Linked DNA regions of Homo sapiens: region 2 is linked to region 1. The links are chromatin loops, found by intact Hi-C in ENCODE. Cell type or tissue: breast epithelium. All regions are shown on one strand. Links, peaks and the distances in the headings refer to the core of each region. The heading gives the core; the rest is flanking DNA.

What was found. Peaks named below come from ENCODE experiments on the same cell type or tissue, not always from the same donor. Only the 100,000 strongest peaks of a DNase experiment are listed, where the experiment ranks them.
Region 2: a loop joins it to region 1, with 16 times the contacts of the local background. A loop is called at or near these places in 1 of 110 quality-filtered maps.

The regions. Positions count from the first base shown.
Region 1 is chr3:128,486,792-128,493,291 of GRCh38, forward strand. GATA2 (GATA binding protein 2) reads right to left here and starts at 6,410. Exons shown (of 6, transcript NM_032638.5): 1 at 6,108-6,410; 2 at 12-285. The coding sequence starts at 240. GATA2-AS1 (GATA2 antisense RNA 1) reads left to right here and starts at 2,412. Exons shown (of 3, transcript NR_125398.1): 1 at 2,412-2,879; 2 at 2,988-3,278. RefSeq lists enhancers at 341-948, 1,916-2,726, 2,727-3,538, 3,539-4,348, a cis regulatory region at 880-2,661 and silencers at 1,036-1,235, 6,120-6,209. In breast epithelium, for the core only: no CTCF peak of the experiment used is centred there; a DNase peak (open chromatin) is centred at 1,180; H3K4me3 peaks cover 2,500 bases; H3K27ac peaks cover 1,211 bases; H3K27me3 peaks cover 2,500 bases.
Region 2 is chr3:129,014,358-129,016,857 of GRCh38, forward strand. All of the region lies in intron 2 of EFCC1 (EF-hand and coiled-coil domain containing 1), which reads left to right. It also overlaps a transcript of CFAP92 not described here. Among named protein-coding and RNA genes, the nearest start is that of EFCC1, 14 kb to the left of the region's middle. RefSeq lists enhancers at 1,569-2,076, 1,790-1,899, 1,920-1,969. In breast epithelium, for the core only: no CTCF peak of the experiment used is centred there; a DNase peak (open chromatin) is centred at 1,555; H3K27ac peaks cover 2,500 bases.

The sequences.
Region 1 (6,500 bases), core at 1-2,500:
CCAGTGCTCACCGTGCGCGGGGCTGTAGGAGACGCGCGCCCGCGCGTGAGCGGGGTTGGCATAGTAGGGGTTGCCCTGCGAGTCGAGGTGATTGAAGAAGACGTCCACCTCGTCTGGAGGCAGCAGCTGCGCGGGTTCCATGTAGTTGTGCGCCAGGCCCGGGTGGTGTGAGTCGGGGTGCTGCGCATTCAGCACGGCCGGGTGCGCCATCCAGCGCGGCTGCTCGGGCGCCACCTCCATGGCCGGCGGCGGCGGCTCAGGGTCTGGGTGCAGACGGCAACGGCCCTGCGCGAGGAAGGGGGAGTGAGGCGTGCCGCCAGCGCCTGACACCCCCCAAAGTCCCACCACGAGGTGTCCCGCACGCCACGGAGCCCCAGCCCAGATCCGGCGAGAAAGAGCACCAGTCCCGGGTGGGAGGAAAGCCCAAGGCTCAAAACGAAAGGAAGGCGGGGGAGGGGGTTCAGCCACGCACACTCACGTGGTGACCCGCGGCTCCAGAATCACACACCCGTGCACATGGGGTCACGCCCGGGGACGGGTCCCGACACCAGTGACCCCAACAAACGCACAGAGCAGCACTTCAGTCAGACACTCACACTGAGCCCCCCCGCCCGGTAGACAAACACATGAACACAGACTCAAAAGTTGGAGACAGGCGCCCGGGCACCCAGTGTGGCACTTGATCCCAGCGACACGCACACACCCACACTTGGCGCCAGATACACATACTGATCTCAACCCCGAAAACATGCACACGCAGCCCCCTGAGCGCAGTACTAAGCGGCACAATCAGGACCTCTCAACAAAGCACACCAAAGCAGTCGCCCGCAGCCTGGCCCCCCGCCCTAAGTCCCCCCAGAGTCCCCTCAAAGCTAGGAGCGCCCCAGGCCCCCAGCCGGCTCTCAAACCCCAAACTTACACACGCAGCCGTGGGGAGGGGAGGGACTCGGCCTCTGAGAGTGAAGGAGTTCCGGCGGGAGCCCCGAGGGCGACGGGCCCAGGGACAGCACGTCCGGAGGCTGGCGGGGCTTACAGGGTAGGAGCTGGGGGTAGAGTGCGCCTCGGCCTCGGGCCCTCCCGGCTCCGGCCCCTCGGCATCCTCCGGCCGCCCTGGCGCCAGCTGCCGACTCCTGCACAGACATGAAGCGGGGGCCGCGCACGCCTAAGAAGCCCAAGCCAGCCAATCAACGCCGCGCGCCTCCCAGCCTCCGCCTCCCATTGGCTGCGTCCGCAATTCCCGAACCGCTGGACTCCGGGACTGACCCGCGGGCCGGCCCCCCTCAGCCGGCGGGCCCCCTCCCTGCGCGCTCCTGGCGGCCCCTGCTGCCAACGCGCCCCACCACTAAGGGACCCTCACCCCAAGGCCCGACCCCTGCAGCCCCTCTTGCGAACACTCCGGGATCCCTCGATGCTCTGGGCCTCCCTAGCAGTAACTAACCACCAACTGCCCCCTCCCCAGGAGCCCGGGCCGCACACCCTCTGGATGGCCTCTCCCCGAGACCCTAACCCCGCCACGCTCCTTCACCGCTGAACGTGGTCAGTCCGAGCGCAGTTACCTACCCAGACCGTTCCCTCCCCTAGCTCGGGCGCTGTCTGGGTGGACTGGGGGTTGGGATGGTTCGGACGACAGCGGCGGAACAGCAGGAGCCGAGAGGGGCAGAGAGGGGCAGGAACTACAGGGCTCTAGAGGGCACCTGGGCCTCGGACACGCGGCCGCTCAGGGCTGTGCTTGACCCAGTGGAGGTGGCCCGGCCGGTGGCTCCAGAAAGGGGGAGGGGGCACCCCTCCCCGGGCGTGGCCTTCGCAGGCCAACGGGCCCAATTGCCTGGGGCGAGGCCGTGGAGACCCGGACTGGCGCCGGCGCCAGCTGGAGGGAGACGCCCCCGGGCAAGAGGTGGCATTTTTTTTCCTCCGGGGGGGGTCCCCGAGGTGGCCTCTGGTGAGGGGGAGGCGGTGGTCTGAGGTCTCCGTCTTCTAAGTCACCTGGAAGTGCTCCCCACTCACTTCTAGCCCGGAGATCGGCTCTATGGTTCGTGTGGGCCGGGCGCACAAGTCTTCCTCCCTCCCATTGTACAGACTGGGGAGACGGAGGCTCGAAGGGAGCCCCGGGCCGAGGAGGGAGGTCCAGGACAAAGGCATTTTGGGGGACCTAGACAGGTGCCGAGTACTGGGGGGACTCAACAGCGTCCTCCAGCCCTCTTCCCTGTTGGGCCCGAGGCTCCCGGGGTAGATGTCCAGAGGGCCCCCAGGTGGGTCGGGGGCAGGAGGAGGGCTGGGGTCCCGGCCACCCCCGGGAGAGTGGGGGAGGGGCGGCGGGATTGACAGTCGGTAATTGGGTAACTGGAGGCGGCTTCTCCGGCCGGGCGGCCCCGCCACCGCGACGCCGAGCCCCTGACGTCACCCGATTCGCCAGGAAATGAACTTTTTAATAATCCGAGGAGGGAGGAAAGCCCTCGGTCCCCTCGGCTCCGGGGGCGCCCGGCTGGGCCCAGCTCCGCGGGCGCGCCCCCGTCACCCCCTCCCAGGCCAGTTCAGGGCAGCGCCAAGGGGCCGCGGGCTCAGGCTGAGGCCTCCTCCTGCCTAGGCGTCTGGCGTCCGTTTGTCTGTCCGAGGCCTCAGCGCAGGTAAAGCGCGGGGCTGGGGGGCGCAGAGCTCCATTGGGCTGGGAACCAGCGCGTCTCGTGCCCTTGGGGGACCCGCCTGCCCGAGCCGCCTGCTAAGCCTCCCGCTCCCCTCCACGCTGGAGCGCGCGGAGCCCGGTCTGCTCGGAACTCCACTCTGCGGGAGCGGAGGCCGGCGCCAGCCCGGGAAGCCGCGCAGGGGGCGGGAGGCCGAGCGCGAGGCCCTTGGCGCCGGGCCTCCGCGGCCAGGCCGGGCAGGTGAGCAGTCTCCGTGCCTCCCGGTTGGCGTTCCCCTCAACGCGTGCGGTCCCGCCGGGGCCCACTGTCTCTCCGTCCGTCTGTCTCTCAACTTTTCCCATCCTTTAGCTTACGATTCTTCATCAACTCGTAAAATGAGATCGCCGCGGAGCTCGAGCCTATTTGGCGTCTCCGGAGACTAGCAAGACCCTCTGAAAGACACCGCGTCCCCAGGGATAATCCCCCGTGTCCGGCAAAGCTGCCCCGCTCGAGCGCGAACCCTGGGACCCAGCGCGGGAGGCAGACCAGCAGCTGGCCGCTGGGCTGTGAACGCCAGGACCGAGCGGAAGCTTCCCGCCCGGCCGCGATCGGTGCCGCGGCTCTCAGGGAAGTGGCTACGCGCGTCCCTCGGGAAAGCAGGTAATTCGCCTTTTTCTCCCACCGGCGCGGTAAAAATTACCCTCCCCCTCCCCGTTCCGTGTGTATTCCCAGTTTCAGCGCAGCGAGCTCGGCGTCTAACCCCTCCGCGGCAGGGTCCCGGCCACTGCGGTAGTGGAGGTGGCCAGCCTGGCTGAGTCCCCTGCCCAAACGTCAGCCCTGTGCTGCCGCCTGCCTGACGCAGAGCGGAGCGAGGGAGGGGATTTAATTACCCCGCTCGGCAGCTCAGAAAATCGCCGCACAGAGGGGCTTAGCAGGACGGTTAAGGAGTGCTTGAGCAGGGGCCTCGGGAGACCCGAACCAGCCTCCTTGCCCGCAATCCGGTGTAGAGGAAAAAAAGGAAACAGGAGTTCTGCCAGGTCCTTTCAGGCCTTGGGGTTGCCTTCCTCGACAACGCAGGCAGGAGCCGGCTTGACCGAAGCCTCCACCTCGGTTGCAGGTCCTGCGTAGGATGCGGGACTGCTGCATTCTCTGGCGGAAACGAACCCGCCTGGGAGAGAGAAATGCGACGCCAAGTAGCAGGGCGCCCAGCTGGCCAATAAAGAGGGACCCGCGCTCGACAATGTCTGTGTGTGCCAGGCAGACCGAGGGACACCAACCGGGCCCCTCCCCATTAGGCCGAAGACATGGTCCTCCCACCTTGGGCCCCAAACAAACTCCCGGGGAGGGTCAACGCAGCCCCCAGAATCTGCTGGGGTCTTGAGGCGCTGTTCCAGGCCTGGTGAGAGCAGATTTACTCCAATTTATGGGCTGGAACTTTGGGGTCCCCAAAACACCTTTAGAGGGACGCGTTCCCTTTTTCAGTACTTTGTTCGTTCGGGAGTATAGTTGGAAATGCTGGCGCTGCCTTTGATCACATTAAGAAGCTGTCACTTTCCTTACTTGGGAACAAGATTTCTCTGAGGACTGGAGAAGGTCAGCCAGGAAGCAGAATTTTCGAAGGACCCTTTTGGCCCGAGAACTCACAGCGGCGATCGCCACCATTTGACCTGGGTGCTTCTGCCTGGGAGCTGGGGAGGTAGCAGATCTGGTGCCCGGTTCTAGAGTGCTTCTCAGGCCTCTACTAAGCCGCGGGTGCCAGGTGGGGACACAGAGATGCCCAGGTCTCCCCGGCCGTCCAGCCCCCCCCCCCCTCTGAGCCCTTTGTTTAAAGTTAGCTCATCCGAGGCGGCCCCTTTGGGACCATAAGTTTGCCCTCCCTTTGTAACCTAATTCTTCTCGCCTTTTCCTTATGGGCAGCTAATTGGCCCGCGGTGTGGGGCTGGGGGTGGGGTGTCAAGGAAACCCATTTGCTAAGGGACTACCTTCCATAGAGAAATTTAATTCGCAACCCAGCGGCCTCCCAGCCCCACACTGGCAATAAACCTTGAGGGGTACGGGGAGGAAGTGGGGTGCCTTAGCAGATGGGTTCAGAAGTTCCCTTAAAGCCGGGGCATTAGATCTCAGGCCAGCAGCCATCCCTCCGGGGGGGTTCCCAAGGGGGGGACTACTGCTATAACGGCCCCTCCTGCTCCTTGAGGTTCAATTCCAGCCCCTTAAAGCAGAAGGCTCCCTCCCTCGGCATCAGTGCAGGCTCTCCCACCTCATTACTGTTCTGTGTCTTTGGGAATCGTAGAGTCTGTGGCCCCCACGTCCTAGGTGTCTCGGCACCCTGGACCCAGGCGCCTCCGAGATTCTATATCGCTTCTGACCCCTACCTTCAAGCCTGGCAGGCTCCCCGCGGAACCCTGCTGAGACCCGGAGACAATCGGGCCGTGCTTCTCCCTCCTCCACGAACAGCCACGGTTTATTTGGAGCGGCCGGGGCCGGCGGCCTGACAACTGGTAAATCCGTTTCGTTAGGCACAATTTGTCTGCAATTTGTCAGCCCGGCTGGGAAACGCTCCCCAGACGCCTCGGCTGCCGCACGGGCCCTACCTGGTTCTCGAATCCTGCCTGCTCATAAACGAATCCTAGCACGGGGTGCCTGCGTAGACCTGGAGCTCACCACCAGATGTTCCCGACCTCGGGAGAGGAGGCTTTTTCCAAAACAACGAATTTCCTTCCTTGTTTTCCGGTAAAGGAGCGTTCGCCACACACGGGGTCCCTGAACGCGGGGCCTTTCCCCTCGTGGTTGGAGCAACGCGGAGTTCAAGCCTGGCCGCCACAGAATAATTTTAAATGCCCCGTTTTCAGACAGATCCAGAACGCCGTCTACGCCTACCGGCGGCAGATCTTCAAGCCCGCGGCGGCCCCATTCTTATTGAAATCCCACTAAACGGATTCCGACTCCGGCTTGGGGCGGGGGGAGACTTCCAGACCCGGCGCTCTCCCCCACACGCACCCCAGTCACACAGGATAAAGGGCTGCGGGGCGCAGCGCGCGGGGGCGCAAGCAGGAGCGAGCTGGGTTAAGCCGCGAAAAGCCGGCGCACGGGACCAGCCGGCAGGTGCAGCCGCCGCTCGGCGGCCCGGCTCGGACGCATCCGCCGCGGTGGCCTGGGGATTGGGGGCGGCCGAGACAAAGGCCCCAGTTCGGGGGCCGGGAGGCGGGGGTGCTTTGCGAGGCTCTGGGAATGCCAGGGTCTCGTGGCCTGTGGCTCCGAGAAATGGGAAGACAAGAGGCCCGAGGCGGGCCTGCTGTGCCCAGGTAACCAAATACTCCCTCTGGTTAAAGTCCCTATAACCAGGGTTTCCGGTCTCTGGCAGGGCCAAGGCGAGCCCCAAAGGTAGGGGCCACAGGGCAAACGGACCAAGCGATTCGGGTGCCAGGCGGGCCGGGCCGGGGGCGGGAAGGGCCGGGCCCAGGGAAGGTGGAAGTGGAAGAAACTCACCGAGCGAGGCGCGGTGGGCGGCGCCCCCGGGCGGACGGGGCCTGGAGTAGAGCTGGGAGCAGGGCGAGGTGCGCGGCAGGCGGGCTCGCGGGACCTGGGCGCGGGGTGGCGGCGCTCACCAGCAGAGCCTGGGCGGCACGCCGAGCGGCCGCATGGTGTTCAGCGGACCGCTTTTGTCCGCCTGGTGGGCGACGGGGCCCTGCTAGGATGGATGTGGCGGCAGGCAATAGACAGACTTGAGCAGCGAGTCCCGGGGCGACGCTGGCCTCGCTACCTTCCTGGCGCTCACGCTGCCTCTCTCTCCCCCACCGGCCGCAACGCGGCTTTTTATTTCGACATCACTTTGCGGGGGGGCAGGGGGTGGCGACGGGGGCGGGAGCGCCGCAGGGGGCA
Region 2 (2,500 bases), core at 1-2,500, 530 kb after region 1:
GCTGTGGAGGCTGACCAGAGTGCGGTGTCGCAGCGTTGGCTTCTCCTGCGGCCTCTCTCCTGGGCTGGCAGCCAGGGCCGCCTTCTCCCTGTATCCTCGCGTGGTCTTCCTTCTGTGTGTATTTCTGTCCTAATCCCCTCTTCTTAGAAGGACACCAGTCAGACTGGATTAGGGCCCACCCTAAAGACCTCATTTTAACTTGATTACCTCATTAAAGGTCCCATCGCCAAATAAGATCACATTATGAGGAGCTCTGGGGGTCTGGACATCAACATATGAATTGGGGAGACACAACCAGCCCATCACAGGAGACTTCTCTGAGATGTGACCCTGGAATTGAGGCCTGAGTGGCAAGGTGGGGCCATGACTTGTGTGATCCAGGGCGGAGGTGACTCCCATAGCAAAATCACAGGGCTGGGCACAAGCTTGGCTTGTCTGCACTGCCTGCACGGGGACGAGCAGGTTGGAGCCAGCCTGGATGCCGAGGGGCCAGTGAGGAGGGGCCAGTGAGGAGGAGCAGGTGAAGAGCCCTCCTCACCTGTACACACGGAGTCCTGCTAAGTCTCAGCTCCAAGTGGCTCAGACCCACCTGCTACTCTCCAGTCGCACCCACCACCCAGCCCAGCCCCAGCACCACTCCTGGACAGCTGTCCTAGCCTCCTGACTGGTGTCCCAGCTCCATCAGAACCACGGACCACACAGCATCAGGTTAATCTTTTCAACACCCAGATCCCACCTCGGGCTCGCCCACTCACAACTCTCCTGTGACCTCCTCTGGTGACCATCATGACTGTGAGTGACCAGGCCCTTTCCCATCCTCTCCTGCAGCCACACTGACCCTCCAGGGCTCCCCTTCTCAGGCCCTTTGGGCATACGGCTCCCTCCACCATCCCCAAGCCTACTCCTGACCAATCCACATTCACCCTTCAGGTCTTGCCAGACCCCAACTCTTTAGGGAGGCCCCACCTCCATCTACAGCCTCTTCCTAACGTCTTTCACGGCCCCTGGACTTTTCTGTCCTTCATGTATTTTTGTGATGACTTCATTGAGGTCTGCTCCTTCGGGGGGGGAGGTTGCGGGGTAAGCTCTGTGAGGTCAGGGGCCATGCCATTGCTAAGGACAGTGGCTGGCTCAATACTTCATCCTTCGGTGAATTAAAGAACCAAGTCAGCAGCTTGGGCTGGCAGGGCCTTAGAAGTCACCCAGCCCAGGCTGACACCCTGCACGGCGCCCCCGAGAGCTGAGTGTCCGTGTCTGCTCGCACACTCCTGTTGCACCCTTCCCACCGCCATCCCCTGCTCAGTAAAGTTGGGGGGGTTCCCGAATTCAGGTAGGGACCAGAGAGGAGTCACAGAGGACCCCTGAGGACTGTCCCCCCACCCCTTGTGATTTATTTTCCGCCCTTCCTCTGCTGCATCCCGCCCCCCTACCCCAAGCTGTTCTTCCTGCTGTTGTTCTCTTGTTTTCACATGTTGCTCTCTGTTTCCTGTAAGGCTGCTTCACTCAGGAAACGCCATGCAGCAAAGGAAGCCGCTGTGTGCGAACCTCCAGGACCTCCCAGAGTAGGTGCTGCAGCGTGGCCGTGGCCTGATGGCCCAAAGTAGCCTGGCTGGGTTCTGAGGGACCTGTCAGCTCTGCAGCTTCCTGAGACTTGCTGAGTCACTGAGCGGCTCAGAGCATAGGAAGCAGAGAGAAAAAGACAGCAGTGACATTTTTCATCTATTCCAGAATAAACTGAGCCCAGGCGGTGTAATGGGCTTTTGATGCGTCCCCCTGGCTTTGATGTGATGCCTTGACCGCTCCCTTGGTTACAGCAAGTTAACCGGTCAAACACTAAGCTACAGTTGCTGTACAGGTATTCTGCATATGGATTAAAGTCTGTCATCAGTTGACTTTAGGTAAGGGACATTATCCTGGCTGGTCTGGGTGGGCTTCAAGAGCCAAACAGGCTTCTGTGTGAAAGAGAAGTTCCACCTGTGGACAGAAGGGTGTGGAATCCATCTACAGCCAGGCCTACAAGCTGTAGCTCTTTCTGAAGGACTTTATGACAAGGAAGTGGGCTGTGTGATTGTGGGGGCTGGCTAAGCAAGCCTGAAGTCCACAAAAGGGAAGCTGGCAGGCAGGTGGAGCTCATGGGCACGCCCGTGTCTAGAGCCTCTGGGGAAGCCCATAAGCCGTGCCCGTGAGCTCCACCTGCCTGCCAGCTTCCCTTCTGTGGATTCCAGACTCATTTAGCCAGCCCCCGTGATCACACAGGCCACCTGCTTGTCATAAAGCCCTGGAGACAGAGCTACAGCTGCAGGCATGGCTGTAGATGGATTCCACACACTGGCCCCACTTCTCTGGTCAAACCCTGACTCGTACAGGGCCTGAGGCAGGAGGGGGCGGAACTGATTAAGGAACAAAAGCTAACATTTTTGAGCACTCACTGGGTGTTAGGCACTGCACTAAGGACTTTATCTGTACAACCTTATTGCACTCCCAAGCAGTGCTGTGAGTG